Regions from separate parts of the Mus musculus genome. Here regions 1, 2, 3, 5, 6 and 7 are each linked to region 4. A link is a loop called in an ENCODE intact Hi-C map of the cell type or tissue named here. Cell type or tissue: left cerebral cortex. All regions are shown on one strand. Links, peaks and the distances in the headings refer to the core of each region. The heading gives the core; the rest is flanking DNA. Region 1 holds the start of Zic1 (zinc finger protein of the cerebellum 1). Region 2 holds the start of Gm29478 (a long non-coding RNA gene). Region 3 holds the start of Gm31409 (a long non-coding RNA gene). Region 4 overlaps Gm30905 (a long non-coding RNA gene). Region 5 has its middle 9.3 kb from the start of Gm29478. Region 6 has its middle 200 kb from the start of Gm31114. Region 7 holds the start of Gm31531 (a long non-coding RNA gene).

Region 1 (4,346 bases), core at 229-4,228, 670 kb after region 4:
CACCCCACCCCCTACACACACCACATTTTATGGCCTAATCTAGAAAGGGGGGAGGAGATTTTACCTGCCTGGGCCATTAAATCTAGAGTTCATGTCGGATTCTCTTCCACTAGATAATGCCCAAATACAGAGGGCGATCAGATCCCCTGACTAGGACCCAAGGGGCGCATAATTTCCAGGCTGCCCCCTCTCGAAGCCTTAAATTGCCTGGAACTTGTTTTGTTATTGTTTCTGTTGGTTTTGTTTCTTTTGTTTCTTTAAGCTTTGGACTTGTCGCTATTTCTAAAGTCCAACTCAGGAACCCCGCATTTTAAGAACAGACCTTACGCTGTATAACAGACAATTAGGATTTCTGTGTCTTTCACCAACTAGACTCACTCCTCAAACCCGGATGCATCGTTGTAAAATGTATCTCTTCCAATGTGCATAAACCTAATGTCCTCCTCAGATCCAAATTGTACTTTCTACCCCAACTGTACCTACCTCCTGTTTCTTCCCATCTTGTTTCTACATTTTTAAACTCAACCTCAACTTCTTCCACCTTTTCGAACAGAAAGGACTCAAGAAAGTCCCTGAACGGGTAGCCACCATCAAGAGTTTTAGATTTGTTTCTAGCTGGAACAACTGGAACCTCCGTGGATGCCCCACGCGTGCCACCTCTCCGGGATTCGAGATTGTCAAGCGCTGGGCCAAGCCAGACTCAGCTTCCCGGTTTATTCCTTTTTTTTTTTTTTTTAAATCTGTATGTTCAGATCCTTCACTCTGTGCCACACTTTCAAGACTAAAAACCAGATCTGCCTGCCTCCAGGAACCTGAGGCCCAGACCCCACTGAGGCTGGATTTGTGCCTCTCTTCCCCCAACTTTGGAATCTCAGGCCCAGCCTGGGTGGGAGGTAGAGTGTCCTACATTAATTTCCATACCTGTGTGTGTCCTTTTGTGGATCTTGAGGTTCTCTGAACGCGCGAAAACCTTGCCGCAGCCAGGAAACGGGCAGGGAAAAGGCTTTTCGCCTGTGTGCACTCGGATGTGGTTGACCAGTTTGTATTTGGCTTTGAAGGGCTTGCCCTCGCGTGGACACTCCTCCCAGAAGCAGATGTGGTTGCTCTGCTCTGGGCCGCCGACGTGCTCCACCGTGACGTGCGTGACCAGCTCGTGCATGGTGCTGAAAGTTTTGTTGCACGACTTTTTGGGGTTGGCCAGCTGCTCCGGCTCGATCCATTTACAGATAAGCTCTTGCTTGATGGGTTGGCGCATATAGCGGAAGAAGGCTCCAGCCCCGTGATGTGCAGCCATGTTCACGTTCATGGGCCCATAGCCGTGAAGCTGCGGGGCAGCATAGTGCTCGGATCGCGGGCTGGTCACCTGGCCGTACTGTTCCGGCCGTGGGTACATGTCCCCGGAGAAACCTAGCCGCATCTGCCCGTTAACCACGTTGGGCGAAGCGTGGCCAGCCGCCTGCTCGTGAAGCCCAGAAAAAAGGAGGTGGCCCGCGGCGTCCGTATGGCCGTGTGGGCCCCCAAAGCCGCCGGCCGAAGCAGCGAAGAGACTGTGCTGGGCGCTAGCTGCCGCCGCCGCGTCGCCGAAGCCCCGGTTGCGGAACAGAAAGTCCCGGGTAGAATTGAAAGCAGCGCTGGAGTAGGAGCCGACGTGGCCGGGGTGGTGATGGTGGCCCAGGGCCGCAGCAGCGGCGTAGCCCGGAGCCTGCGACGTGAAGGCTGTCTGGCCAGCCGAGGCCAGTTCGTGCGAACTGGGGTTGAGCTTGAAGGCGCCCATGCCGTCGGCGAACGGGTTGATACCCAGGCCCACGTCTCTCTCGGCCACGTCGCCCGCCGAGTGGTGCCGGGATGCACCAAAGGTGGTCACACCAATCGCGGGATACTGGGGTCCGGCGTCCAGGAGCATCGTGGCTGCACGGGGCAAGCCCCGGCCTCCCCCGCCCCCCCCCACCCTCGCCCGCCAAGGAGGGAAGATCAGGAGGAGGAGGAACGGGAGGCGGAGGAAGAGGAGGAAGAAGAGGAGGAGGGAGGGGGAGTCGACCCACCTAACGAAGTCTCAGCCAGCAGGCAACGGCCAGGCGCTAGCCGGCACCCGCCCGGCCAAAGGCAGGCAAGAGAGATGACTGCCGGCCGGTAGAAGGCGGGCTCCAGCGCCAGCCGCTCGAACCGCGCGGGCCGGGCTCTCACTTTCTCGCCGCTCAGTCTCTGCCGAGAGGGCCTCGAATCAAGGCTGCCCGGGGAAAGGCATAGAACATCTCAGCCCCCCAATAAAACTTCTTCCCGGATTTGTGGCATAGAGGAATGTGAACGCCAGAGCCGCCACTGCTCGCCCTGTCTCCTCGCGCAGCGCGCCCCTCCTCACTTCTCCACTAGTCTCAGTCTCTCTCTCTCTCACTCTCTCTCTCTCTCTCTCTCTCTCTCTCTCTCTCTCTCTTCTCTCTCTCTCTCTCTCTCTCTCTCTCTCTCTCTCAGGCTCTCCTCCTCGATCCTTCAACTCTCCCTTTTTCCCCCTCTCTGCTTTTTGAAAAAAAAAAAAAAAGGAGGGGGAGAAAAAAGAAAAGAAAAGGCGCAAATCATGCACAATATTGTCTTTTGCGGTTTATCTTCCTGGGGAGAAACTTTCACCTCCTCAGCCGGGCGGTGAGCGCGAGACTGATAGCAGCAATCATTCCTGCAGATAAATGAATTGAAAGGACGACACCGTCGTCGTCCCCCCCCCCCCCTGATGAATGGGAGCAGGGGGAGGGGTCACGTGCGACCGACGCGGGCGAGGATTGGTGAGGCGGCAATCCCCCCACACACCCCGCCCGGGGCCGCCGCGCCAACGAAGGGCGCGCGGTGGCGCCGCGCGCTGCTCATTGGCCCGCCCGCCTCATCAATCCCAGGTATTGTAAAGCGCTTGACATCCCCTTTTGACTAACAGGGCTGCCAGGAGTAGCAACTTTTTTTTCCCCCCTAGCAAATTTTTTCCCCCTCTTCTCACGGAAGGAAAAAAATGCCACGATTTCTTTTCCCTCTCATCTTCTCTTCTCTTCTCTTCTCTTCTCTTCTCCTCTCCTCTCTCTCTCTCTCTCTCTCTCTCTCTCTCTCTCTCTCTCTCTCTCTCTCTCTCTCTCTCTCTCTCCCTCCTCTCCCTGTCTCTCCCCCTCTCCTTACCTTCCTCCCTCCCTCCCTCATTCCCTCCCTCCCCTTCCTCGCTGCCTCCTACCCCTCCTTCTCTAGGTTTTGCTTCTTGTTCTATGTTCTCCCCCCTCCCCGCCACACACTTTCCTCTCCCTCCTTCTAATGTCCCCCTTTCTCCCCTCCCTCTGTTTCTTTCCCTCCCCACTCCCCTCCCCCCTTGCCTCCCCATCCCTGAGCCACTCTCCTTCAAACCTCTGCAGAGCGTTTAAAGACTGGAGACCCCCGGCGTCTCCGAGAGCAGCAGTTGGGGGGGGACCAGCCGAGAAACACCCCAAAGGCACTTCCAGAATGTCCGGACTCAGCAACTTTCTTTTCTCCCTCCCTCCCCTTCTCCACCCTCCCCCCCCCCCCCCCCCCCCCGGGCAGCAAAGGAAGCTTTTGTTATTTGCTTCTTTTGAAGTTTGCTTCCTTTTTGACGGGCCTCTCTCCTGTTTATAATTTAAGATTCGGGAGCGCGAGGGCAAGCTCTTTCCTAGAAACGTGATTTCTTGGTGTCTTTCACAGCCTCAGTTTTGCAGACTTCCTTCCTGCATGCCCACTCACCCCCAAACACAGGTGGATGGATCTCTTAAACTTTTCCTGGTTCCTGAGGTTTGTCGGATTGGGTTTTGTTTTCTGTTTTTAATGGCAGTTTGGAAACCTTGTTGCCGATCTCCCTCTCCCCTCATTTTTTTTTCCTTTTTTTTCCCCTCCGGTCTGGTCCGTTGTGTGGCTTGCTCCCACCCCCAACTCGCTCACTCTGCCCTCCCATTCCCATCCCAGTCCCTTTCATTCAGGTAAAACTGTAAATTTCCCAACGCGCCATTGTTCCTCTGGATCTCCCAAAGCTCCCTAGAGATCCCGGAATACTTTTTTGGTATTTAAATCCCCGGTAGATAGGACCAATGTAAATTTTGTGACATTCAAACCTTTTCCAGTTCACAAATCAGTCACCCTTGTCACAGTTATTGAAATTCCGCAACTTGCCACAACAAGACGGTGGAAAAAGCGGGCGCGGTCTTTGTTGCCAACCAGGCTTTTGATCGCCAGAGAAAATTTACTTACCTTCAGATGAGTGAGCAGAAAAAGAAATAACACTCCCTTTGATTTAGTTAGGAAAATGCAGACATTTGGATTCCGTGCAAACATACAACACTCGCTTGTTTTCGCGATGCGGCCCTCGATTA
Region 2 (4,346 bases), core at 191-4,190, 710 kb after region 4:
TATAGTCTAGAGAATGCAGCTTCCTGGGTTTTCCAGCTCAATTGCAGTTACGCTCACCAACATTTGTAATAAGATAAAAGAACCAATACCCCAACAAACAACAGTGTGCTGGCTAAATGCACTTCTTCTCAAAGTTTTATTTTAAACAAACCAAACATACAGCACAGGTTGATACAATATAGTTTTTACCCAGTTACAGTTAAAGAAACAAAGAGGTGAGCCCTGAGTTGGCCAAGGGTCACTCAAGGTAGAAGTGTCAGAGTAGGATCCTGCAACAGGGAAAAGCCTAGTATGTGGCCCACTGTTCTTTCTTTGAGGGAAGACTGAGATTGTGGGTGACTGCTTCCATTTCACCTCCAGGCTCTGAAAACCAAGCATTTCCCCGAGTAACATTCTTCCTTCTAAGGCTCTCTCTGTCCTTGACCCATGGCTCTTCTTTTCATTAGGGAATGATGATCCTTTTAACTCAGGCCTGGGCTGAAGATTCCCCTCTCCCTGCCAAGTCTCCTTGATGGACTTGGCCTGAAGAATACAGTCAGGCTAGGATGCTTTCCTGGAAGCCTCCCTGGAGGTGGAAGCTAAACTGTTAGACTCCATTAACTCTTTTTCAGACTATGTACCGGGGTGGGATGGTGCTTAGCACTTGGTTTGGGGAGATTCCTCCTCTAGAAGAAATGCCCCAGGACTGTCTAGCCTTCCGCTTCAAGTCCAAAGCAAACTTCTGACTCTTCCACTTCATTGAACCACCATCCCATGCCTTTTTTTTTCTTCCTGGAGGGGGAGGGGCTTGGCTAGACTATAATACATGTTAATTTCAAACAACCCCATTCCACAGTCAGGGTTGCCACTGCAACTAACTCTAGAAAGTTGTAGTAGGGTTGGCACAAACAAAAGAACCCAGACAATAGTCCTGAACTGGAAGCTTCCCCCAGAGTAATGCAGAAAGGTAAACCAGTCCCATTTGCAGGGAATGGTGTGTGTGTGTGTGTGTGTGTGTGTGTGTGTGTGATGAATATAGTATTCATTAAATTTAAAAGCCTCAGCTTCCTGGCCATGTGAGGTGTTGGGGGAATTTACATCCAGACCTTACTCCGACCTCCAGTGAACCCTCTTATAGCCTGTGGAGTTAACGTTGCTTCAGGCTGGCTACTCAAAAGTTTAACTCTATTCTCGTGGGAGGAATGGAAAAGTGACTTCTACAAATTCCAAGGCAGGGGTCTCTCCAGTACATATGCCATGGGGAGCCTGAGGGGGAACAAAAAAAAAATGAAGTGGGGAAAAAGAGGGAAGGGGAATATTTTTCTTCCTTTCTTTTTCTTTCTTTCTTTCTTCTTCTTTTTTTTTTAATTTAAAAATACACATGGGATTAAATAAACTAAGAGGCTCAGCCCAGGGAGTTCTAGATCTGGGTTTTGAAACTGAGAGGACCCCTCTACTTTTGGCCATCTGGCTGCTCTAAGCTTTGCCCCATGCTGTATAATTTTAGCTGAAAATCTCTTCCGTTGCAGCTTTGCTTTTATTGAATTCATCAAAAGCAAACTTTCCCTGAGTTTTTTTTTTTTTTTTTAAAGAAGGCTAAAATAATACGCCGACCACTGTGACATTCTCCAGGCTCAGGCCATTTTTCATAACGCCTTGGATCTGCTTTTGTGCGTCTGAGGCGACTCAACAGATGAATAACGAGCAAAGTCCGCTGAAAGTAAGCTAGCGGCTTTTTTTTTTTTTTTTCAGCACTGGGGGGGAAAAAAGTTAAATGAAATGAGAGGCGCATGTAAAAATCTCCACACCCAAAGATGGGGGCCACATTTTTATTGCTTGGCCTTGGACAGGCAACGATGTCTTTTTTTAAGCAGTGAACTTGCCACACCGGCGCTAGCTCTCACACACTAGCACATTTGCTTGCACAAACCACACAAACTTTAAGCTTAAGAAGCTTCCCAGGTGGTGGTTGGAGAAATTTGGGAAGGAGAGAAAAAAAGTATTCGAAACAAAGTAGAGGTAGAAACACACGATTAATAGAAACTAGTTTTATTTTCTTATTTTTTCTTTTTCTGTCTTTTTTTTTTTCCCGTTGCTTTCTTTAAACAGCAGCTAGCTTGATTTTGATAGCTGGTTTTGGCAAAAGGAAAGAAAAAAAAATCTACAGCCCGAAAGGAAGACTCAAAGTGTTTAAAGGACGCTTAGAATGTAGCGTTGTGGCAGGTTGGGGTAAGTCGTCTTTCCTTCTGTTTTCTTTTTGGCTTTAAGATCCAGTGGAATCGCACGTGGGCAGAGTTTCCTTGTTGTTTGTAGAGATTAGAGAGCAATTACGAAGTCCTTCCTTCAGAGACAACTGTCTGCTGCGACTTTGCCCGGATTTTGTGGGTGATCCTTTCTTTCTTTATTTTTTTTTTCTAGCCCTGTCGGCAAGTCCCAGAGGCCCGCTAGCCCTGAATGTCCAGTGTTTGGAGGGGCTACAGAGGCAACAAGTTGTGGGTTTTCTAGCCCCAGGCAAGCACTGCTCCACAGCTGAGCCTGTGGCTCGCCTGACTCGTAGGAATGAATTTTGCACGTGTAAACTATTTGCTCGTGAGCACGCACAGCTGCGACTCTGGTTTATCAGGGGAAAAAGTCTCTTCCCTTAAATGGACTATTTGGAAAAACTGCCATTGGCTCTCGCCAGATGATTATTGATGCAAAACCGTGTGGGTTGGAGCTTGGGCTCGTGTTTGTCTAACACTGAAACTATTTCTCTTCCGAGTTGCTCAAGTTGACATCCACTCAAAATCATTTGTATCCTCTTTCTAGGGGCTGGGAAAAACAACTAGGCGTGATTCGTGAGAGGTGGTACACACATTTTAGAATAGAAGGCATATCTTACAGAAAAACGATGTCTTTTACTTTCAAAGTGGTCCTAAAGAGACTCAGGCGGCAGCTCCCAGGGCGCTTCACGAATCCATAGACTTGCATTACCAGCACTCAGTCATCTGCATTTCTGCCCCTCCACGTGCAGCGTTGGGAGTCAGTTCTGCGATCTGAATACAATTAATTGTTGGTCAGCTGTGTGTACACCGCGTGTATATTCAGATCCCAGTTCTGAGGGGGCATTTCATTTAAGTAAGCTCTCTGCCAATGTTTACTATAGGTTGGATTCTGTTTAACATCAGTTTCCCTTACCCAGAAAAGTGTAATAAACAAGTGCTGCATCAGCGGATGGGCAGAGTTGATCCAGATGTTGGCAAACAAGTCTTGGCCAGTTGTATTCCCGAGGAAGCTCAAGAAGTTGAATTGGGAGGCAGAGAGAAATCGACAAGGGAAATGATCGGAGGCGGATTTTATTGAGTAGCGACAGGGACTCCTGCGCCTCAGTCTGGCGGGATCAGCGCATAAAATGCAGCTTCTGCGCATTGGTTCGCTGGGTGAATTGGCGCACACTGGGGCCGAACAGTCCTTGACCTTTGCCTTTATGTGTGCGCAAATGTTTGCCTAAAACACAATCAGGCCTGACAAGGGAGCATGCTACCGTGTGACACCGCCTATTCACCAGATAGATGTTCCCCGCCACACACGACCCAGCGCAGGCTTGTAAATACCTTAGGTATTTGTAATAAACCTATAAATTAATGTCGGACAGTAGCTAGTTGCTGCGTAAATAGACTATACACATCAGAGATGCATCTTTCTCTTTTTCTCCTAAAAATGGTCGGTATGAACCAGAAATAAAACTGACAACGCAGGAAAGTTTGTATTTGGAGAGTGAACAGTTTGGTCACATGGGTAGAGAAACCGCCATCCTAAGTGACTTTTCCTCAAAGATGGGGAGTGGTGAAGGGGGAGAGAGGAACTGCTGCGGACAACAGGGTAATGTTGGGTGCGACCCTTGCTTAGGTGTTTAGAGGGAGGTTGGGATACTAACTGGGGATTCTGAGGGAGCCTAGATAGTGAAATATGCTCTTGAAGCTCCCACAAATCCACTGGGACTTGGGAAGTTCTCTGATTCCTGAAGTTCCTGGGTCTGAACACTTTCTTTCATAAATACCAAATACTCTAGCAGAAAGAGGAAAACACCTTGTGAAGATCTAAAATTAGATTAGATTGCCTTTTAAACCTCTCTGTAGATGGTAGATGTGTAGAGGAGGGAGTTGTTTTTTTTTTTTTTTTCTTCTTCTTCTTCTTGTACTTAGATATAGCAAAGTAAATAGGTGGCAAATAAATAGCCACCTATTTATATTAATATTATTAATATTAGCTTTGACTCACTAATTTCTACGTTCCTATAGTTATGAACAACTGTACAATTTGTAGGGGCAAATAAGACAGATGGATTAAACCGGAAGTACAAATTAGGAAATGAGGAGACACTTTTC
Region 3 (4,346 bases), core at 145-4,144, 1.3 Mb after region 4:
TTGTCACCTATTCTTGAAGATCAGGTGAATTGAAGACCTCTTTGATAATTTCTCTTCTACTAACCAAATCTGTCAATGCAGAAGCTAGAAACGGTGTCTCTCTCTTTACTAACTAAAGCAAGGTACCATCACTTAATTTACTCTACTGCATTGTAATCATAATTCTCCCAGACTTGGCTTGAAGCAAGCATTCAGTATGTCTAGTGCTTGGCATGTACTAGCCACAGAACACTCAGCTAGCCAGATTTTATAAGAAACTTGGCATTTTTCCCTTCATATTCTCGGCAGATAATAATAATGATCATGCTATTTTTACTAGGGCATTACTGTATAGAATATTAATATGTAAAATTTAATTTATCTTATAACTGCAAATTGTTATATAATTTTTATACATTTTTAAAGTGAGTGAAAAATGAAGTCATAGATTGGTAAGTAAACTCAAGGTCACACAATGAGTGTCAAGGCCAATTTTATTACCAAGAAATTTCAATACTAGTGTGTGGATACTGAATATAGGCTTAATAAATCTGATGCAGGGTGAATAAATATCTACCAAAAGGCAGTAAAACATACATCAAATGTTTCAATGGTTATGAGGTTTTATGAATTTTTTTGGTATATATTGCTTTCATTGTTTATTCAAGAAGATCCACTTGTTAAAGCAGGATGGAGCCAAATAATTTCTTCAAAGATCTGTGGCAAGTTTTGTGATATTCGTATAGAGAAAAACAGGTATTTGCAATAGTTTTAATATTAAATTTTAGAAATAATTTGATAATATACAAATTGAATTTCTTCACATTGTGATACTGTATGCAAAAATGTAACAGTTCATTCATAATAACTTCAAATTGACATGATAAGGACACAAAAACTCACTTGGATTTCAGAGTAACATTGACTTATTCTTTGAATTTATATTGATCATTGAATCAATATTAAAATGCACTTTTGGTTTAGGTTATATATATATATATATATATAATTACAATTTGCAAAAAATAAAATAATTTAATTGGTTGCTTTTTTTACTGTTGATATTCTTTATAGAGATTTGAAATTCATTTTTATTTTTTCAACCATGTTAATCCCACATAAAGAAAAAAATGTCTTTTATATTCTAAAAATTTATTATGGATTTTTTTAAATATGGAAAAAGAGCAATTCAAATAAAATTTAAATCAATTTTTGATAAGCAATAAACTTGTTAATTAAATCACTCAGAATCTGTAAAAATCATGCATTTCAACACACTCACACACACACACACACACACACACACACACACACACACACACACCCTTTTCTGTATGTTAAACATCTACCCTAGCTTACTCACCACCCCTGCATTGAAGTGATAACACTACATATCTCTGGGTTTATTCCACTTCCTTTTTTTCTCTTCCTAAGCATTGTCGTAAAAATAAATGAATATTGTTCCACTGTGCGTGCTTTTACACTCCTCATGATGAGAATGGATTCGTGATAACTCATTTATTTTCTTTTCTTCTAACAATCTTTGCAGCAGGAATGAGATGCCTGAATTTTAATGCCTAATATGATCTTTGGAAGACTATAAACTTTTAATAGACTTTACACATAAAGTGAGAGAGAAGATAAATCGCAGAGAAGTCTGTGGTTTGATCCCAGGAAATCCTGATTAATAGCCCCCAGATTGTGTTAGACCACCCTGAATATTTCCTGAAAAAAAAATACTGGTTCATTTTATTGCCAAATAAATTGGAATTGAAGATATCAACATCTGACCAAGTAGAAATATAAATGGAAGGAGAAGAAAACAAGTGTTGCTTTATTTGACACATTTGAGACAAAACTCAGTTTATTCGCTCTGTGTACTGTCTATGGCTGCTAATTTTGTATGATGAGTACAATGGAATTACAATAAGGGATGGTTTCCTTCAGACTTATCCTCTGTGAGTTTCCCCCCAGAAATCTTAAGGCCAGAAATTCAGCATTATCTGTAAAACCTGATGGGAAAACATTGACTCTTCGTGTTTTGTTCAGACTGAAAGATTTCATTGGCTGGATTGTCACCTTCTGCATAGTTTACTGGGTGATTTTTCCAGTTTTGTTTCATGTCTAAATTGTTAAAAACATCTCCTATCCATTGTTATGTTCACGGCACTTAAATAAGTCTGACTCTGGAGGCCTGAACAGAAAGAAAACACAAACATGCTCCAGAGTCACAAAATGATTTAGACATTGATAATGCCCAAGGGGTTTAAATCACATGCATTTGTTAATTTTATTTTATTAATGTCATTTTAAAACAGAAAATAAGTATTCTATTATTTAAGAGAAAAGCAAGAACTCAATCTGTTGCCATAAAGAAATATTAAAATGATTCTGGCAAAATTGCATCACCTTTTTAATGAACAGGAGGAGAAAACACTTTAAAGAATTAGTTGGTAATACTGCAATATACACAACCCCCTGAGCTTTGCCTTTTAAAGCAGCATTCTGCTGTTAAATAATAAAAGGAAAGCCCTATTATTTTCCCAGTTTCCCTTTGCTTAAAGTGATTGATGCAGAATTTTACTGCCATCCAATGGCAGACGCCTCACATAGCTCAAGTAAATGTCTAAAGCTTTCTGATCAAATTGCAGTCTAGGGAATTTAACTTATGTAGCACACTCAGAACTAACATCAATACATCTCTGTTTGTTACATAGTGAGAAAGAAAGATGACTACAGTTTCAATTTATTGTGTGTTCTCCAAATTCAATTTAACAGTGAATTACTAATATTGCTGAACATAATTACCTAAATGAATAAATCAACCCAGGCTGCTCACTAGAGAGAACATTAGAGCATAATATTAATTTTTACATGCACCTCATCATATTAGTTTAAAAGGTTTCTTTTTACAACTAACAATCTTTTCCTACCAGGCAAAATAGCCTTTATTAAATGATTGTTCTCAGATTTCTTTCTGTTGTTTGGAAGTCACTTGAATCTTTTTACTTACTACTGTAAGTCATAATTCCTGATTAACATTAAATTGCATACTGCTTTAATTATAATCTCGATTCCTAAATGATTGAGTATTTAGATCATTTCTCAAAAAGGCAAAATAAAAATTACGTTGATTACTATGAATGAGTTTCTGCTTTAAATATTCAAGCTTAGATATTTACAGTTCCTGATTTGAGGTAGAAGTGCTGAAGGGTAATACACTAATTTTACTTTTCATTAACATTAACTAAAATATATTTGAAATTATAGTAAATTGCTATGACAAAGTGATTGAATAAAAGTTTGTGAGAAAATATATTTTGACTTATTTACATATGAATGACGTTTTATTAAAAATTTTAAGTTTAGTCCATTAATTATTGTAAATAAAGTCAATTAAACATGTGCTTCATATTGATGAAAAGTCACGGCTTTCCCAATGTCATTTTGCTTAATAAAATTTTGCTCAGAGAGAGAGAGAGAGAGAGAGTGTGTGTGTGTGTGTGTGTGTGTGTGTGTGTGTGTGTGTGTGTGTGTGCGTGTGTGCGTGCGTGCCTGCCTGTGCACTTTTCCCCAGAACACCCTCTGGCCTGTTTTTTTATTCCTAGACTAAATACAATGAAATTGAAATGCAATAACATATTCATTTAAACAGAAATTGCATTAGGATCTTTAGGTCTAATTGTTGTTAAGCCAAAGATATCTTTAAAACTTCATAGTGAAAGAGATTTTTATAAAGAATCGAAACACAGTTTTGGGTGTTTGGGTGGAAATAGATAAAGTGAGACGCTTTTTCTGACATTAGGAAGATTTTGATGGCGAGTCAGAGAATGGAGGCAGGCCTACCTCTGAGGACTGTGGACAGACTGACGGCAGTGTCATCACAGCTGATCCGGAGAGGCTTCAACATTGGACTGCTCAAGGACATCGTGAACCTTTGGCAGGCATCAGAATGAAACTGAACCCTTCATCCTGGAAATGCCAAGGCAACCCAAACGGACAGTCTTTTGGGGGATCGGGTGGGGCATCTGATGATTTTTAACTGTTTTCATTGTCTGTACTATGTTTACATTTATCATACATATATAATAATTACCTAACCGTTTAAGTCCTTTCTAATCAGGATGCTTTTCTAAGACAGCTGAGGGTCTCGGGTTTTTAAATGTTCAAGTAAGAACCCCAAGTCCTCAAGTGAATCAGCTTTGTTATTGACAAGATTAGAAACCTAATGTCAAAGACAACATTGTCAATAAAAAACTCGTTTGCTTCAGGTTTCCAGACAATGTTTAAAGTTTGGAATGAATGGTTTGATCAAAAATACAAATCAAAATTTTAGGCTTCAATTCAATTCTACCTACATTAATTTT
Region 4 (4,346 bases), core at 115-4,114:
TGTCCTCCTGGATACTATTTCCCTTGACAGCCTTCGGTTTTGTGAAGCTTTATTCTATACAAATCCCTCCTGCAATCTCTGGATGAACTCTCTAAGGGCCGAAATGGAGCTGTTCTTTACAGTCGTGTTTAATGATCAGTTGAATTGCCAGGTCAGGTTCTCAGGAAAACCAAACCAAACCAAAACTTTTCTATTCCCTAGAACTACCGTATTTCTTTGTTTTACCCTCTACACAGTGTGTATCCACTAGGTTTCTAGGATGCCGGCCAAGTGATTTTGTATACCGGTGTGAGTTTTAAAGCATTCTTTGCTTCCCTGTACTCTTTTTCACGATCAATTTTCTACAAAATTTTCTCTGATTAAAACTATAAGGAAGGAAACTTGTGATTTTGATAGTTGACTGAGAAGCAATGTGATGAAATAAAAGTTGTGAAACGGAAGCGGAAGTGCTCCCTTACTCCCCGCATGTTTGTAATCTGAATGACATTTTAGAGCATATGCCTACATTGTACAAACAAAAGCACACAGCAGAAACAAAGCAGGTTTCAAAGGCACCAATATAACTGCCTACCCAATAATTTATAAGACATTTTCACACTTCCTCACAATAATTCACAAGTACCATCATCAATGTGTATCAGAGAGTCAGTGATTCATTGGCTCACTTATAGCTGAACATACCCACCAAGTCAAAACAGCACTGTACTTTAGTGTATTTTCTTTATACACAAAAACATTTTTAAGTTTTCTAAAAGAAATATCAGGCCTATTTTGCACTAAAAATGTCTAACTTAATAAATGAAGTCTCCATTGAAATCAATTGTTTTTTTATTGTTCATTTTTCCCCATGGGATTAAAGTCTCCAAGTTATCAATGTTTTCGATTAACAATCGAACTGCTAGACAAAAGAAGAAAATCCCAATTGAATGTGAGATTTCAGACATCTGAAGTTTATAATAGTCCTTGTATGCTTCATGAGAAATCCAGAGTTGTCTGATATATACAGCAATCTTATACATTTAAAACAAATATCGGAAGTAACTTCACTCGAGCTTCAAGGAGAAGTAAGAGGTCTACCGTGCTTGCTTAGCTATATTCATCTTTCAATAACGTTTTAAATATTGACTCCTTTGTGACTTCAAGTATGTCCTTATCCCGTACACTGTTCTATCAACCCTGTATTCGGTGTAGAAATGACCACATTTCAGTGTGCTTCCGAGTTTGCTGTTTTGTGAAACTATCCACATGCAGGAAGTGCATTCTTAGCTATATCAGCCTAAAATTTCAAAGACTGTTGACTCTTAGGCTGCTACAAAAATAAATATATAAACTTATTTTTGTTTCTCTATCAATCTTGCTATTTCTTCAACATATAACCCTTCACAAACACTTATAGAAATAAAAAATGTTAAATATTTAATGAAATATTTTGACTCCTCACCTTGTTCTAACTTGCTTCTCATTTTCTGTACTGTGTAAGAGCTCCAAAGACTTTAAGTATATATGTCGGTATGAATTTAGAACATACTTCATATGGGTTTCTTTTCCTTCTCTGAATTAAATAGTTACACTATTACCCCAAAACTGAGCTTAAGAAATAACTATACAGAAATTTTATTTACATCAGCAGAATTGCAAGTAACACTCTCCAAAATAATAAAGCAAAATGCAAACAAAAACTATTTTTGATTCCTCCTTCTACCAGTAGGTGTCACAATTGGGACTAGAAGGTGGTGAGCTCAGTACAGAATTCACGGCAAAGATCATGCCTTGCCTTTGTAATGCAGAAGGTAGTTTACTAAGAAGGCTCTTCCAAACAGTCCGTGAATATACCCAAATAAATGTGAAGCCATTTGAAATGTAAAAACTCTTCCAAAAACATGTTGGTCAATTCAACGAGGGCAACAAAACTAATTCTCGGAAGTCTTGAAGGACATTGTAGAAGTAAATAAGTAGTGTCCTGGTATGATCAGATTTTAAATAATATTTAAGATGAAATGTAAATATCAAAAATCAAGAGGAGAGCTGCAGCTTTGAATTTTGAAAAAAAAAAAAAAAAAAAACCTCAAGGGTAAGCACTAGCCTTTACCCCACAGTCGACATTTCAATAACACTTGGAAAGCCAGGTCATATTTTTAAAATAAACCTGAAAAAGCTAGCATATTTCCCATGTAGAAACAGAATAAATATTCTTATTCTAGGAAATGCTGAATAATTTAAAAAGTCTGGTTTAAAAGTCTGACTTTTTGCCTCCAAGGGTTACTTTAAAATTTGCGAAGCCAATTTTAACTTAATGTGCTTCAGTGATATGTGAATGTTAAATCACAGTTATTACATATTATTATAGAATGGCTATAAACTTTTAAGTTTTTCCAGAAATAATTTCAAATATGTTTACTTCATCTGAAGACTTTTCAGTCCCTTTGTTAATGTAAAGAATATGTAGGTAGTTGTGAAAAAAAGTATATTTTTCCACACTTAAATATAAGAAAAAATGTTTCCTATTAAAATTGTTTTAAAATCGACATTTGTGTGGGAGACTTACCTAAGGAACCGTAACTACAATAACCTGTTATCTCATTGTTGATTCGTGATATCTCAAGCTATCCAAGCAGCTCATCTGTCCAACCAGAGCTTTCTAGAGTTTTTATTACATGAGAGAAAGCATTCAGACACTGCAAACATGAGAATGCTATCATTTGCTATGTTGTACACTGTGTTTAATGATGATCCAGCTTATGTGAAACTTCCCAATAGAAGCGGAAAGTCACACTCCTCTTGCTTTTACCCGGGGAAGCTCCACTAGATCAGCTGCACAGAGAGGAACTCACCAGTAGAGGCCTCTCTAGATTTAACTTCCAATTGAGAACTCAGATTGTTCCTTCAATTCACTGTCGTTAACACAACTACTTGAAAAGGCTCTTGTTGCATAGGAAAAAAGATCACTCTTTAATGCCCTTTTAAGTTCCATGATGTTGATTAATGTTGCCCTTTACATTAATGATGTTTCAAGGAAAAGAAAACAAATTTAAAATGGATAAATTCTATTGAGGATGCATTAATTAGACAGAGAGTTTGCCATATGCTATGGCTGGAGGGCTTGCTGGCCTTTCTCTTGTAGTTACCTGTGTAAAACCCACCCTATCCTCTACATGAATGCCCAAGCTGAATAGCCATTTGAATGAAGGCTTTAGTTTGATTCGCCATACAAGGGGTACTGTGTCACTGTGTTTTCTTTCTAGGAGTCACTAAGTGATTTCTATATCTGTTGTCATGGTGATATGGCAAAGCAGGGGAAAATGGGGGCAACTTCAGGCTTTCTCCTCACCCTCGCCACTGAGATGTTGTTAGCAAGCCTATAAAACATTGGGCTTTATCTGGGGCTTCTTTTTGTTCTCTGATTGTCAATAAAACTCATTTTAAGGGTAACAAGGACATCTAAATGTCATCTGTCACAGTGTTAGAGAGATTAAGTTTGTTTAGGGACTTGTGTGGGACAAAGGCCACTATTTGTTCCATGGATACAAAGCAGTGTTGGCTATCACCACTCTTGATTTAGAAGGCGGCCCAGAGACTATCGAGGAAATATCATCTCTGTTCCAGGTGACAGGGAGACCCTTTTGACTTGATAGCATCACAATGCAAGAACAACAACCACACAAACATAGATTACCATTTTGAATGAAAATCAGTAATTCCAATACTCTGTTCCAGAGGCCCAACCACAAGTCTCCCTCCTCCCCCACCCCAGAGAAGGGGAAAGAAAGCAGTGAGGACCACAGACCTGTCTTAAAGCATGACGTACGCATGATGGCCCTGAATGAATGATAAAAGAGTGGAGAGAGAGGATTTGCAAGTACAGTCCAACAATAATGTGCATTCAGTAATTCAGCATCTGCTCAGTAATGAGGCTAAATGGAACATACAGATTAATGAAGACATTGGTATTATTAAAATCAAATCCTGTGGTTCATATGCTTTTCTTAATAATGAACACTGTGGCTATTGGAGAGGAAGAACAGGATTTTTTCTATTAATTTGGCACACATCCCAGATCTCATTCAACCAGAACCTATCCCTGCAAAACGCAGCCCATGGCCTTATAGATCTCAGTCTTTCTATTCAATGTGTGCTAATCTGAGAGAAAAATATTTTTCCCTTCTTAAAATGTCTTCAAAAAAAACGTGAACCTGAGGCCTAAGTAATAACTGATTAATATTAGAACTAAGAAAATTCTTCTAACATTCAGAGAGATGGGCAAGTATATAAAATGACAAGAATATAATGGAAGGCTCACATCACATCTGCCTGCACTATGTAAATTGATGCAGCTCCCTTGGGGTTTT
Region 5 (4,346 bases), core at 243-4,242, 700 kb after region 4:
TACATCTGCCTCTTTTATTTAATTCCTCTAAGGGGGGAGGGAGGGAGGGAGGGAGGGAGAGAGAGAGAGAGAGAGAGAGAGAGAGAGAGAGAGAGAGAGAGATTTCTGATCATCTAAGTAATTGCTATTTGCAATATGGATACTTTGACCTGGCAAACATGTTTCAAATATATTATATTATAAGAACTCTCCTAAATTTTCTGCTGCTTTGTCTATTGAGTAAGAATCCAGTAGTGAAATGTTTCCTAGTGCCCCCAAATCCTGCCAACTCTCTTTCAACTAAAATACTGTTGTGGAAAATCAGCCTCCTTTAAGTGTGAAATATCATTTCATTGTAAAAAGTTTTTTGTTTTTTGTTTAAAAGAAGTGGTAATCCAACTTCCGGAAAGTGTTCTGAATTCTTTCACCAGACCCTTTTAAAAGGGGATTAGCGGGGCTTTGGGAGCAAAATCCTTCTGTTTTATTCAACCTCTGATTTTATGTTATAATTACTGCTTGTAAAGGCTCCAGGATTAGTATGCAGCCACTGTCAGGACATGAGGCAGGTGCTGTTCTAATGGTTCAGCTTTTTAATTAAGAAAAGAGGTAAGAAAAATCGAATCATAAAAACACTTTTGTGGGAGCTGAGAGCTTTGCCACTACGGCATGAATAAAGCCTTTATACCTTCCACTGACAGGTCAGCCACTGAGGCCATGACTTACGACCTTTTCAGGGCCAGACAATAGTTAACTGCTTTCTCACCTTGTCCCCACAGACAGATCTTATGGAAATTGCCGTAAGTAGGTAAGTAGCTTGACTTCCACAAAAGATAGGCAGTTAGAATGAATATATGTCTAGATTGAAATGCTCGCTCTTAGGTCCTTACTACAGGTCTCTTGTTCTCTGGATCCCTTCTCATGGATGGGGGAGGAGTGAACGTGGGAGGCACGGAAAATAGGTGGGGTAATGGAATCTGCAGGGTACCAGTGCCATGGCCAAGGTAGACTCCTCCTCCATCCTGGGGGGGGGGGGCGACAAATCAAAGAAAGGTTACAGAAGCCCAGGCTGCAGCTGCAGGGCTTTCTGTCTTAGGTTTTTCTTCTAGAAAGACAAGTTGGCAGGAACATTTCATAACCTTCTTGGGGCAGTTCCACTAACAGTAGGTGTGCCTGGGTCCTTCTGCCCCAGCTATCACAAAGTGAACTTCACCTGTGAATTAAAATGTTCTTGCTATATCATAAGTTCTAGAGGCCTCTCCTGATACTGAATCTGGAGCCTTCACAGCATTTTAGGTCTCTAGACTCTTTAATGTCCTAATTTGCGTCCTACTCAGCTTTGCCGGAAGTCCAGAGACCACAGGTGGACTCTCTCCTGTCCTCTGGCTTCGGTGAAACACCATACAACCCTTTTCTCCCTGCCTGCTCAGGCAGGAACTTTGACTGGTGACCTGGTCCTGGGCCAGCAACTCAGGCCTGGGTCTTCCGAGGGAGGCCAGGACGGTCCTGGGCCCTACCAGAGAACAATGCAAGTATTAGGATATCAGCTGCCCTCGCAATGATCACGCGTTCAACGATTTTGTTTTCACGGCTGAAGGGGCTTTTTTCCAATGTAAATCAAGCGCTTTAGTTATTAAGGCTGAACACTAATCTCCAACAACCTTGACATAATGTGGCCGGGCGCGCTGGCCCACTTCGCACCTGCAGTCTGAATAGGGCTCCTTGTCAATGGGGGACACGCTTGTTGCCCCTGCTTGCAAAGGAGGGGAGTGAATAAGTCAAGCTTTGTGAATGCCCATGCGCGCTCTCCCTCTTGCCTTTGATCACCGAAAATGTCTTCTAATTTGTCCCTTTTTCATTGTAACAACGTTTTCAAGGCCCTTTCTATTTTTCCAAACCCTATCTTTATAAAGAACATAAATCGCGCCCCGAAAACAAAAGGGGAGCGCCCAGTCTAACTGTCGTTGTCTCTTCGGTGCTTCCTGCAGGTTCTTGCAACTTCTGGAAGGCCCCAATGATCCAAAGCTCCAGATCTGGGCTTTGGGCTTTTTGGAAGGGAGATGGATGAGGAGGAGGAAGAGGAGGAGGAGGAGGAGGAGGAGGAGGAGGAGGAGGAGGAGGAGGAGGAGGAAGCGGGGGGGGGGGGGGAGGAGGAAGAGGAGGACCCAGAGTGGACAGGCAGGAGTGAAAGCGATTCATCCCAAGCTCCTTTACTAAAGCCCAGGGACTGACTTTCCTCCCCAGGTGTTCTTGGTCTCTCCTAACCCAGCAGGGTTCCTAGACTATGTAGAAATGGAAAGGAGCAATTCATTTTTCTCACTTAAAGCAAGCGTGGGACTCCACTCTGGCCACTGGTTTCATAATCCTTTCTGCCCTTCTAACCCTTTCCTTCAATCAGCTGCCATTCTGCATCCCAGGGACTTGGCAAACATTCCAAAAGGGCTTCCTGTCCCCTACCCCTACCCGCAGACAAATCCCAAATATTTTGCGGGTAATTCAGAAAGCGGTCTAGAAAGAATGCCCAGAAAATTCTTAACAGGAAAAACAGATTACTATTTTTACTCTGCGTCACAAAGCCATCTCCTTGTGAGATGCTGCTTGTCTTCGGGATTAGAACTCATTCACCATCTACACGGGAGCACATAGGCATTAATGACGTCGATGGCTCATTTAGTGGCGTATTAATTGTTAGGCTGCAAATCAGTGGGCAATCCCTTTGCTCCTCCCTCTCCAGCCTCACTCCTAACACCTGTCCAGCCTAAGTTTCCAATATCCTGGAGAAACCTCTTACTAGAATATGTTTTCCTTACTCCTCTTACCTAGAACAAATTCAGTGTGTGTGTGTGTGTGTGCGTGCGCGTACACACACACACACACACACACACACACACACACACGCAGAATTTGGGCTTCTTTTCTTTCCTCTTATCAGTTATTTCTTTAGCGCAATCTCCCAGAATAAAAAGTAACATCTCCCACGAATACAGTTTAACACACGTTGCCGTCTGGCCAGGAAGCACGAATCCTTCAAGAAAGAAGTCAACATTTGTTTTCCACATTAAAGGGCGTTTAGTTGCCAGCAGATAAAATAATTCTAAGGACCACTTTTTAATTCGATGGATAGCAACCGCAGGGGTCTAAAAGAAAATAACGACGATGGCTATAGACACAAATAACTAAATTACCAAAACGTTAGCATATCTCTAGGCTTCATTAATATGTAACAGACTCCCCAGTTAATCTCCAAAAGCCAGTGTTCCCCCTGTAAAATAGCACTCTGGGACGAATTGTACATGAGATCAATCACTGCTAATGTAGGAAGGTTTACTGCAAGAAAGTGGGAAAGCTATTCACACCTTCAAATAGAAGCTTTTCAGATTTAAGAGTAAGGGCCATACATCACCAAGAATAAATGATTATGAATTGATAAACACGCCCTCCAGCGATTAGCTATGTGATGCTATTTATCATTTCTTGGGTGGCAACGGTTGAGTTTGTTTTTTTTTTTTTTTTTTTTTTCTTCTTCCCCTTTGCCTACTTTTAAAGTCATTTGATTATCTGGAAAGAAAAATCTGAAATGCAGAGCAGAAGGGAGAAATAATGAGAGCACGTGAAAAAGTTAATATTTGTAAGTCATCACAATGATGGCTGTGCTGATAAAAACCCATGTGAGCTCAGAGAACAGCAACCAGTTCCATCCTTTGTGATTTCCTTGTTGCTTGGGGAGGGAGGGTGATTGCACATTGGGACTGACACATCATTCGCTATTAGTTTTCTCTGTCTTCCTCATTACATGCGTTTTTTCCCCCCATATCCTCACATACAAGTAGTTTACCACTTGTGAAATGAATTATTAAACCTATTTTTTCTTCCCTTTCTTTGGTCTTTCCCTTTCTCCCCCAAGAAAGAGGAAACTTTGCTTGAGCCCTAGAGTGTTCCAGCTCTCCTCTGTACCAAGCTAGAGCTGGGAGGGAGTCCTCCAGCTGGCCACAGTTGTCTAGGGAAACCAGAGCTCACAATCAGGCATGGGGTGGAAGACTCCTGGGACCCCACTTGCTGTTTGCAACACAAAAGCATATGCAACCTCTAAAACATTCCAAGAGAGACAAAAGGCTGGAGCAAAGGGCTGACTTAACCCCAGTTATAACTAACAGCCCACCCCCTTGCCTAGTCTAGGTCTGGAGGCTAAAGGGATAATTCTAAGACCAATTTTCCACAGGACTTAGGCTTGGAGCTAACCTAGGACTGAGATGGAGGCAAGGCAGGGAGCATTCCTCAGTGGTAAGGTGAGAATCTCTTCTATATAGGTTGAAGGGCATTCATGCTCCTGAAAGGATAATCCTAATTCATGCTCCATCAGGGATAATATC
Region 6 (4,346 bases), core at 226-4,225, 430 kb after region 4:
AAACAAAACAAACAAAAAAAAACTGGCTTCAGCTCTTTTAATCTGCCCTTTGACTACAGGAAGCTTACAAATAATTTACAAAATGATTTTTGCTTTAGGCTCTTGATTTAGTTCTTAGTTTAGTTATTTAGAATAACAGGAGCATAGTATTAAACTTATGTTTAAGAGGACATATATAAGCAAACATTATAGTTAAAATATATACCGTTTATCTTAAAGAAAAAAGTTGCACTGGAAATATGACATATGTCTTTCAGTGTCAATATGCTGGATTGATTTTATTACTAATAAGCATATATATTTGTAACTGACTTGATTACTTAAATTAATTGAAGTTGATAAGCAACAAAGTATTTATAGTTAAAAATGAGATACAGATATGTATTAGATTTTTCTTCTGTTTTATAAAAATCTACTATAGATGTGCCTATATTTTTCCTCTTGATTATTCAAAGGGTAATGTACAAATCTGTGAATGGGGTGGCATGATAATTAATCGCAGGCAGTACATATTGTCTACCTGTAAGATGACTGATTATATTTTACATCGATATGATTTCATAAACTGTTTTATTATCATTTAACCTGAGAGGGGATATTCAGAAACACTAAATATTACCTAATTTTATTTCATGTGAATACATTAAATACAGTATCTGTACATCTATATATCTTTTATTAGATGCTGAGACTAGAAAGTAGAGTTTGTTTGTTTTTTTTTTTCTTTTAACCTTTTTATTTGTTCCTGAATTTGAAGACATTATAGGCCATAAGGAATAATAGGACGACTATAGCTCCTTGAAAATGACTTTTGAAAGTCCGCGTGGATAACATGATTAATTCTTTGCAACAGATTTTCATATTTGCTAAATAGCTAGATAGCCTTGTTTTATTTCTTGACTGTTAACTTCCGTTGTTTTTTGGTGGGTTTTAGGGGAGTTTTGTTTGTTTGTTTATTTGTCTTGTTTTTCTGAATGGTGTGCTATTAAGTTTCCAAGGCTGGGTTTTCTACACTCAATTAAAATAGCACAGACTCATATGAGAAATCTCCTGCAGTGTTATACGTTACAATCACATCCCTTATCCCAAAGCTACAGTGATCACTTCCAAAAGTTCCTTAAGAAACAAAACAAAACAAAACTGTTTCATCATAAGCTATCCAAATGTAGAGGGCGCTGCTGTACATGTATTTTGAAAGTGTTTCAGAATCAAACACTCATCTGTTAATTTAGTTTTTGTTTTCAAAACCTGCCAGTAAATTCTAATCACATCATTAATGTTTAAAGTCTGTATTTAGACTTAAAGTAACTGAAAATACTTAGGGAATAAAGTATTAAAGTTGTACATGTCATTGTGGAAATAAGTACTTTTTAATTTTATCTTCTAGTTCTAATTATCTATAAATTAGTTTAGATGTTCTTGTAGCTAGTTTTTATATATCAAGGTTCTGTCACTATAGTTATGTAAAAAATAGCCTGGTGCCCAGGAGATGTAAGCTGAAAATTTAAGAATGTCATTATATTTGTGTGAAAGAAGGATGAACTATATACAAAGGCAATTAATTTTGGGTAGAGACTGTGTATTTTCAATACCATACTACAGTGTTTTGGGTGTTTGAAACTTTACAAAGTACAGATTGAGAAAAATGTTCCAATCAGTTGCTGCCTTTTTTAATCTATGTTTCTAAGCAATCATATATTTTAAAGTGATTTCACTAGACATGCTAGTTTCTGTATGGTTTTTAATGCACTCTTAAAATTTAGAAGTGTTCCCTTATCATGTAACAAATATAACATTTTTCCATTAATGAAATAAAGCTAACTGGAAAAATAACTCTACTGACATATATATATATATATATATATATATATATATATATATACATATATATATATATATGTGTGTGTGTGTGTGTGTGTGTCAGTAGAGTTATTATATATATTTATATATATTAACAAAATGTTATAAATAATTTCTTTGATTTTCATGAGTATCAAAATCATATGAATTTACTTTTTAAGTTTTTTCATTTGTATTATTATAATTTTAAAGCAATCAAAGATAAAACAGATTACAGCATATCTTATAAATACATATTTTGATAATATATTTGTACAAAATCAAGCTTGAAAATCTCATGTATTAGATAGGTGCTTTGCTATATCTAAAGTGAATTAGTACTATGCAAAATTCACCAATTCCTTGTCTGTCGGGGCCAAAGCTGAATGACAGCTACAGATTTAAAATGTATTTGCTGAGAAAACACATCAGAAACTCAAATGTGACTAGGTTCTAATCTAGTTTTCACTGTTGGCTCTTAACACTTAATTTCATACTTAAAAGCCATTTGATTTATCTCTTCTTGTTACATGTAGATTTGGTACAGCTAAATACAGACGGACTGGTGGAATATATACTGGCATTAATAAGACAGTATCCTTTATAGTTAAAGTCACATAATCAGCGAGATTTTTTACATTTGATTTTCATTCTTAAACACCCACGAAATAGCAACAGCGCCTACTCTCTTCCTAGTTTGACTTGCAGAAAGAAACAGGCCAAGAATGACTGGGATACGTAAATATGTAATTCTATGCAGAGCCGGTGAAACTAAGTACAAGAAAAACATAAATACCTCGTCAGGAAAAGTTTTCAGTGTAGCTCAGGCATAACTTTTCAACTCTTCCAGTTATTTTAACATCAAAATAAGCGTGGCAGAAAGCACAGGAGGAAAAGCGCCCGACTAAAACGGCTCCTAATGTGCTCTTTTGAATCGGGTATCCAAAACTGCCTGTTTAGGCTGCATCTAATCTAGCACAAGTAGGTGTTGTCTGAATTTTATGCTATCCACCCACGTTTAAGTAGTTTTTCACCTTAAAACTAGGAAAGAGAGTCGAGGAGTGAAACAGCCAATCCACAACTGAGGTAACAGTTGCCTTGTACGATAGACAAGTTCTTTGGGACCAAGATACCCCACAGACTGACTAACTAGGACAAGGGATGAAGCTTGGCCTTGTTCACTGCCATCAAAACAAAGGCTCATATTGCATGAAAATCCTGTGCAAATGAGCCATAATGGCGTGAATGACAATCTCCTAAGACCATGCAGCAAGGCCCGTGTTTGATCTGAAACACTGTTAATCTTTCTCACACATAGCACACTAGTACACTTGGGAAATCCTCCATGAGTACTTCCCTACAGCCGGAGCAGGAGCAAGAGATGGAAAGGCATCAAGCAAAAGTTCTGTCTTGGCCACTACTTCATTTGAGTCATTTTTCACTTTGGTTTTTTTGGTGATTTGGTTCAGATAGTCACAGAAAATTTAGACCTCACTCTTCTTTACTTCAAAACTTTGTGTTTTTTTTTAACTGTCTCTTTTGTATAAATATATGGTGTTACTGTTATGTTTTAAAAGGTTTCCAAGGGCTATAACAATTAGAAACCGTTTGAAATGTCTTATTTGTGTAGGTTGTGTCATTAATCCTAGTGGAATCAGACACTACACCAAAACATGTAAGAAAGGAAAAAGCCAGCATAAGAGGGGAGAATAAGAGATAGGGAGAAAGGAAATGGGAGGAAAAAGGTGGGTAGAAGAAGAGGGAGGGGGGAGGAGAGAGGGAGAAAGGGAGGAAAGGGTGAAGGAGGAAAGAAGGGAGAAGGGGGAAGGAAAAAAGGAGAGATGTTTTCTACTGTAAGAAAAGACTGATTTTGGTGTTTCCATTTCAAATACAATTTAAACCATCAAAATAGCTCATAAGAAATTACAGGTCAGACTTTTGAATCACAGACGGCCTTTTATTTTCCTTTCTAATATTTAAATGAACTGTTTGCTTGGAGAGCCAAATATGTAAGGCACATGTGTTCAGTACAAGCTGAGTAAGTCATGCCAACTCAAAGATGGTAGGAAGTATGCCTCCTTCGTTGTGTTTTCCTTTTGAAGTGTTGCCTAAAAATCAGGCCTGGGCTTCAAAGAGGAGGATTACAGCCTTTATCCAGCAATTAATATGGTTGGGACTCAGAACATCAGCATCTGACCACAACACTAGCCGACAGAAGCATAGCAGGAATTCATTCTCTTTCAGGACTTAAGTAAATCATAAAAATGAATAAATAAGCAGTAATATATTGTTGATACTTGGCAGAGAAAGAAGGGGCAGAGCTAAGCTTTCGCATCTAGTAACCAACCTGCGTTTTCATATCCAGGCAAGCATTTCCAAAATCTGAGATCCCTGGACCTCTAACAAGGTTTCTACATCTGGATCATTTTACTCTCCCACCAGCTTTTAAGAAAGAAATGCTCTCCAGTAAGAAATCCATTCCTTTCTCCTTATAGAGTGGATCAGAT
Region 7 (4,346 bases), core at 233-4,232, 1.5 Mb after region 4:
TTTTTAGTAGAATTTTAATAACTCTCATTGACGTAGACTTAATTTGATCTGATATCTCTGTAAGCTAGAAGAATGTGGTTTTGTCCTCCATTCTGCAGAATACACACACACACACACACACACACACACACACACACACATATATATATATATATATATATATATATATATATATATATGTATGTATGTATATACATATATATATATGTATGTATATATATACATATATATATATACACATACATATATACAGATATATATACATATACATGGAAAATGCTAAATATATCAGTGAAATGAATTTTTATCATTTTCATGACAAAATACAAAACCTCAGAGGAAATTGTCACCCTGCATACTAATACAAAATGTCAGAAGAAAATACTGCTTTGCATCCTAGAAACATATATGTACAATGGCTTTTACAATACAACAGTTATTTCATAACATATATTATATAGATATATGTTGATATTCTTCTGTGATTAATGAATTATAACTGTAGAAAATCTGATTTTATTACTATTTTGTCTTACAGCTAGAAATCCAAGCCCCTCCTGGTACTATAGTTGGTTATGTTGCACAGAAGTGGGGCCCTTTTCAGCCCAAATTCACAATTCAAAATGCAAACAAAGAAGATATTTTGAAAATCATTGGTCCCTGCACAACCTGTGGCTGTTTTGGCGATGTGGATTTTGAGGTATGAAAGGCAAAGAACGTTTTGCTTAGGTTCCGAGTTCTTGAAATGCAATTCAATTTATAAGTCATCAAGATCATAATGTACCCCTTAAATACATTTTAAGAATCTCATATTAGTATAATACTCTAATAAATCCTATTTCCATGCTTATAATAATAGCCATCACTCCAGAGATTCTAAGTCCATAGTGTTTAGCAAAACTAATGCTATGACAATATATAGTCCTTAGGCACTTTGTCATAGATCACTGCAATATTACTAAAAGAAGTTTAATTTGTTAAAATTAAAATAAGAATTATAAAATTAAAATTCTTGGCATATTTTGTAAATACAGTGATAAACTACTATATCTCCTTACCTAAAAGAGTAAATCTCTTGTTATTTTCAGCTTAAGTCTTTAAGCATAAGGCATATTTTATATATATGTATATGTGTGTGTGTGTGTCAGACAGACAGACAGACAGACAGAGACAATATCGTTTTAACATTACATATCTTGTAGTTGTTGAAAGTCACGGTAGTTCTATGTTTGATGAACTTGATTCGTAGGGAGTTAAAGCACATGTGGGACAGAGAGAATATGCATATTATCTTTGCCCTTTTCTGTTGACCTGCTTGTATGGACATTTAACCCCATTCAGGTCTCATTTCAGAAGCATACTCCACTAGAGTGTCACTATATAAAGCTATGTATGTAAGATGTGCTAAGTTTGTTTCATAAAATAATGTACTTGTAGGTTGAGGGAACTGAATATTAACATGAACCATTGCAAATTTAGCCTGTAACAGCATATGCTCTTGCAACAGATTATCCTGAGTGTACATCAAAGGCAAGGAGAATTTACATTCAAAGCATCCGTTTTCATTATTCAAACATATCCCACCTATGTCTGTCTCCACAACTTCTGAAGGAGTCTCTAGACACCAAGAATACAGACTCTGTCCTAATCCCAGTATTCTGAAAGGATGTCACACAGCTTCTTAATACTATGGTTGAGTAGATTTTAGCATTAGGGTCTAGTATTCATGCTATAACTACGTCCTAAGAAACTTTCCCTATTTTTTATTTTATATCACCATACAGAAAGTGAAGCTTCATATTAAATAACTGTCAGAATGATAAACAGGATTAAGAAATAAATTGTTGGGCTGGAGTGATGGCTCAGTGGGTATGAGCACTGACTGCTCTTTCGAAGGTCCTGAGTTCAAATCTCTGCAACGACATGGTGGCTTACAACCACCTGTAATGAGATCTGACGTCCTCTTCTGGTGTGTCTGAAGACAGCTTAGATATAATGCTTAGATATAATAATAAATAAATCTTTGGGCCTGAGCGAGAGGGGCCGACCAGAGTGAGTGGGGTTGACCAGAGCGAGCAGAAGTCCTAATTCAATTCTCAACAACCACATGAAGGTTCACAACCATCTGTACAGCTACATTATACTCATATACATGAAAAATAAATAGATAAATAAATCTTCAAAAAAGAAAAAGTAAAGAAATTGTTGATAAGTCAGGTGTAGTTCTCCCATTTAATGGTAGACTTCAGTATTTATACACTAGCTCAAAGTGACTTATAGTACGTAGGACTGGTTAGAAGAGAGTAAGTTAACAAAGGTTTTAGTATAAGATAAAAATGTGGTTTGACAATGTATTATTTTTAATCATTTTAATAATTACATAATTGATAAATTATTAAAGTTTATTAATTATACCTAGAAATAATTCATTCAAATAATTTTAAATATCTGTGCACATGTAAGCATATGCACACACACACAGTATATGTATTTTCCATACATATTTTATCGTAGCAAACTCTGGCTTAAAATTTGAATATAGGCAAAGACATTACCTTCCTTCGTGCTTAGCAATAAAACTAAGAGATGCATGTGCTGCCATCTTGTGGCTGTCTGACCTTAATTATTTACTCCATCTGCATAGAAAATGAAAATGAAAACAAATTATAGTGATCCAGAAACTGTGGTAGCCTGAAGTTCTCGACTACTGTGGAGGTGAATATCCACACGCAGGAGCAAACAACATAGGGTTGCCATTTGGGGGTGGTGACTAATAAAACAGTTCAAAGTTATCATGAGAAAAACATACCAAAAAATGTCAACCACCTTTTTTTTTAATCTGCATTATCATGCTTATCTATTATTATCATTATCGTTATTAATTTTGCAAAGGTGAAAACTGTTGATGAGAAGGTTACAATTGGGAAGATCTCCAAGTACTGGTCGGGATTTGTCAATGACGTGTTCACAAACGCTGACAACTTTGGGATCCATGTTCCAGCAGATCTCGACGTGACACTCAAAGCAGCGATGATTGGTGCTTGCTTTCTCTTTGTAAGTTTGATCTAAGCTGTGTGGATGAGTTTGCCCTTACAAGCCAGACTGTATAGAGCAGATCCTCCTCCACAGCTTGATCTGCAGGGGCTGCTTTGCACACAGAGGCATTTTAAAATATGATCGTCCTCCTTTGGAAATCAGAATATAGAGGTTTGTGTTTTATTCATGCTGGGAACATGGGAGTCAAGGAACATCTTTGCCAAAATATTTGACTCACTCCTGCCTAAGGTCTCCCCCATCATGAATGTTTTGAACTCACAGAATCATGTGTTTTGTTTTGTTTTGTCAAGCAAACCAAAACATTTCTTTTCATTCTGTTGTCCAGGATTTCAGACCTCAAGCCTAACAATTACTTTAAACTATGCTGCTGTTGAATAAAGTCAGCTCCATTATTGTGTCTACTTAGTAAAAAAAAAAAAAAATAATAACTGAAACTAATGCCATAGTTTAATCTTTGATGGTCACAGAGAGCTAAACATAAACACCAAATATTTATTATTCTATTTCTCATTCTCTTTCACTCATAATAATTTATCACTTCCTGCTTGCCTTTCCCATTTTTGGTCATCCCATAGTTCAGTATTAACCTTTCAACACAAACACATACACAATTTACACATATACACACATTCACACATGCACACACACACATTCACACAGAGAGAATAAACACACACACACACACACACAACAAAGACAAGCACATATAGAGGCATACACTTATGCACACACATTGAAAAACACAATCTCACACAAGCACACATTCACATACCCTGTCTCTTGGGTGTTTATTAGATCTTTCTGATCAAGTTTTTCACTTAATTTTCATAATAAAATTTGCATCTGTCATCTTCTCTACTGACCTACTTCGCCAACAAGTTGCTGCCAAGATGGTATTGGTAGACACTAGCTGTTTTCTGGATCTTAAACCTTTGTGATTTTTCTGTTCATTTATTTTTAGAAACCTTCTAAATATTTGTGTGTTAACAAGGGTGTTTCCCCATCCTTGCCTCGTTCTTTTAGAGATTAGTGTGATTTAGAAGGTTGATTAGATTTCACTCAGTATATCATATATCATACAATCTCTGCATGACATTCAAGCCTGTAGGGTCTCAGCTCTTACCAAGCCAGTGCCTGAACATGACATTGAAAAAGTTCTCTGTGCTCAATAAACTCAAATGAAGACTGATCTAGATAGTTCCCCAGTTCTATGAGTGGGTAGCTTTTAAACTCTAGCAGCTAAGAGACTCATATACTTAACTGACAATAGAAACAACTCCCACCAATTT

The links. A loop is a pair of places that touch in the nucleus more often than their neighbours do. Peaks named below come from ENCODE experiments on the same cell type or tissue, not always from the same donor. Only the 100,000 strongest peaks of a DNase experiment are listed, where the experiment ranks them.
Region 1: it touches region 4 in a loop (7-fold over the local background); 6 of 42 quality-filtered maps call a loop at or near these places.
Region 2: it touches region 4 in a loop (4-fold over the local background); 2 of 42 quality-filtered maps call a loop at or near these places.
Region 3: it touches region 4 in a loop (13-fold over the local background); 6 of 42 quality-filtered maps call a loop at or near these places.
Region 5: it touches region 4 in a loop (4-fold over the local background); 2 of 42 quality-filtered maps call a loop at or near these places.
Region 6: it touches region 4 in a loop (2.8-fold over the local background); 2 of 42 quality-filtered maps call a loop at or near these places.
Region 7: a loop joins it to region 4, with 5 times the contacts of the local background. A loop is called at or near these places in 3 of 42 quality-filtered maps.

What each region holds. Positions count from the first base shown.
Region 1 is chr9:91,363,115-91,367,460 of GRCm38, forward strand. It overlaps Zic1 (zinc finger protein of the cerebellum 1), which reads right to left and starts at 2,654. Exons shown (of 3, transcript NM_009573.4): 1 at 922-2,654. The coding sequence starts at 1,903. It also overlaps a transcript of Zic4 not described here. In left cerebral cortex, for the core only: a CTCF peak has its summit at 2,146; DNase peaks (open chromatin) are centred at 363, 1,050, 2,180 and 2,820; H3K4me3 peaks cover 2,246 bases; H3K27ac peaks cover 549 bases.
Region 2 is chr9:91,402,643-91,406,988 of GRCm38, forward strand. Gm29478 (a long non-coding RNA gene) reads left to right here and starts at 1,708. Exons shown (of 7, transcript XR_870997.1): 1 at 1,708-2,208. In left cerebral cortex, for the core only: no CTCF peak of the experiment used is centred there; DNase peaks (open chromatin) are centred at 2,327, 2,500 and 2,525.
Region 3 is chr9:91,957,240-91,961,585 of GRCm38, forward strand. It overlaps Gm31409 (a long non-coding RNA gene), which reads right to left and starts at 3,957. Exons shown (of 4, transcript XR_871007.3): 1 at 3,826-3,957. In left cerebral cortex, for the core only: a CTCF peak has its summit at 2,574; a DNase peak (open chromatin) is centred at 2,558.
Region 4 is chr9:90,697,522-90,701,867 of GRCm38, forward strand. The region is part of intron 1 of Gm30905 (a long non-coding RNA gene); the gene reads right to left. Among named protein-coding and RNA genes, the nearest start is that of Gm30905, 5.3 kb to the right of the region's middle. In left cerebral cortex, for the core only: CTCF peaks have their summits at 1,702 (motif pointing right) and 2,836; DNase peaks (open chromatin) are centred at 1,746 and 2,829.
Region 5 is chr9:91,392,877-91,397,222 of GRCm38, forward strand. No RefSeq gene overlaps it. Among named protein-coding and RNA genes, the nearest start is that of Gm29478, 9.3 kb to the right of the region's middle. In left cerebral cortex, for the core only: no CTCF peak of the experiment used is centred there; a DNase peak (open chromatin) is centred at 2,583.
Region 6 is chr9:91,127,562-91,131,907 of GRCm38, forward strand. No RefSeq gene overlaps it. Among named protein-coding and RNA genes, the nearest start is that of Gm31114, 200 kb to the left of the region's middle. In left cerebral cortex, for the core only: a CTCF peak has its summit at 1,140; DNase peaks (open chromatin) are centred at 2,629 and 2,720.
Region 7 is chr9:92,204,904-92,209,249 of GRCm38, forward strand. It overlaps Plscr5 (phospholipid scramblase family, member 5), which reads left to right. Exons shown (of 8, transcript NM_001195693.2): 5 at 539-700; 6 at 2,893-3,054. The region is part of intron 3 of Gm31588 (a long non-coding RNA gene); the gene reads right to left. It overlaps Gm31531 (a long non-coding RNA gene), which reads right to left and starts at 3,391. Exons shown (of 3, transcript XR_379706.4): 1 at 2,556-3,391. In left cerebral cortex, for the core only: a CTCF peak has its summit at 2,617 (motif pointing left); a DNase peak (open chromatin) is centred at 2,602; H3K4me3 peaks cover 506 bases.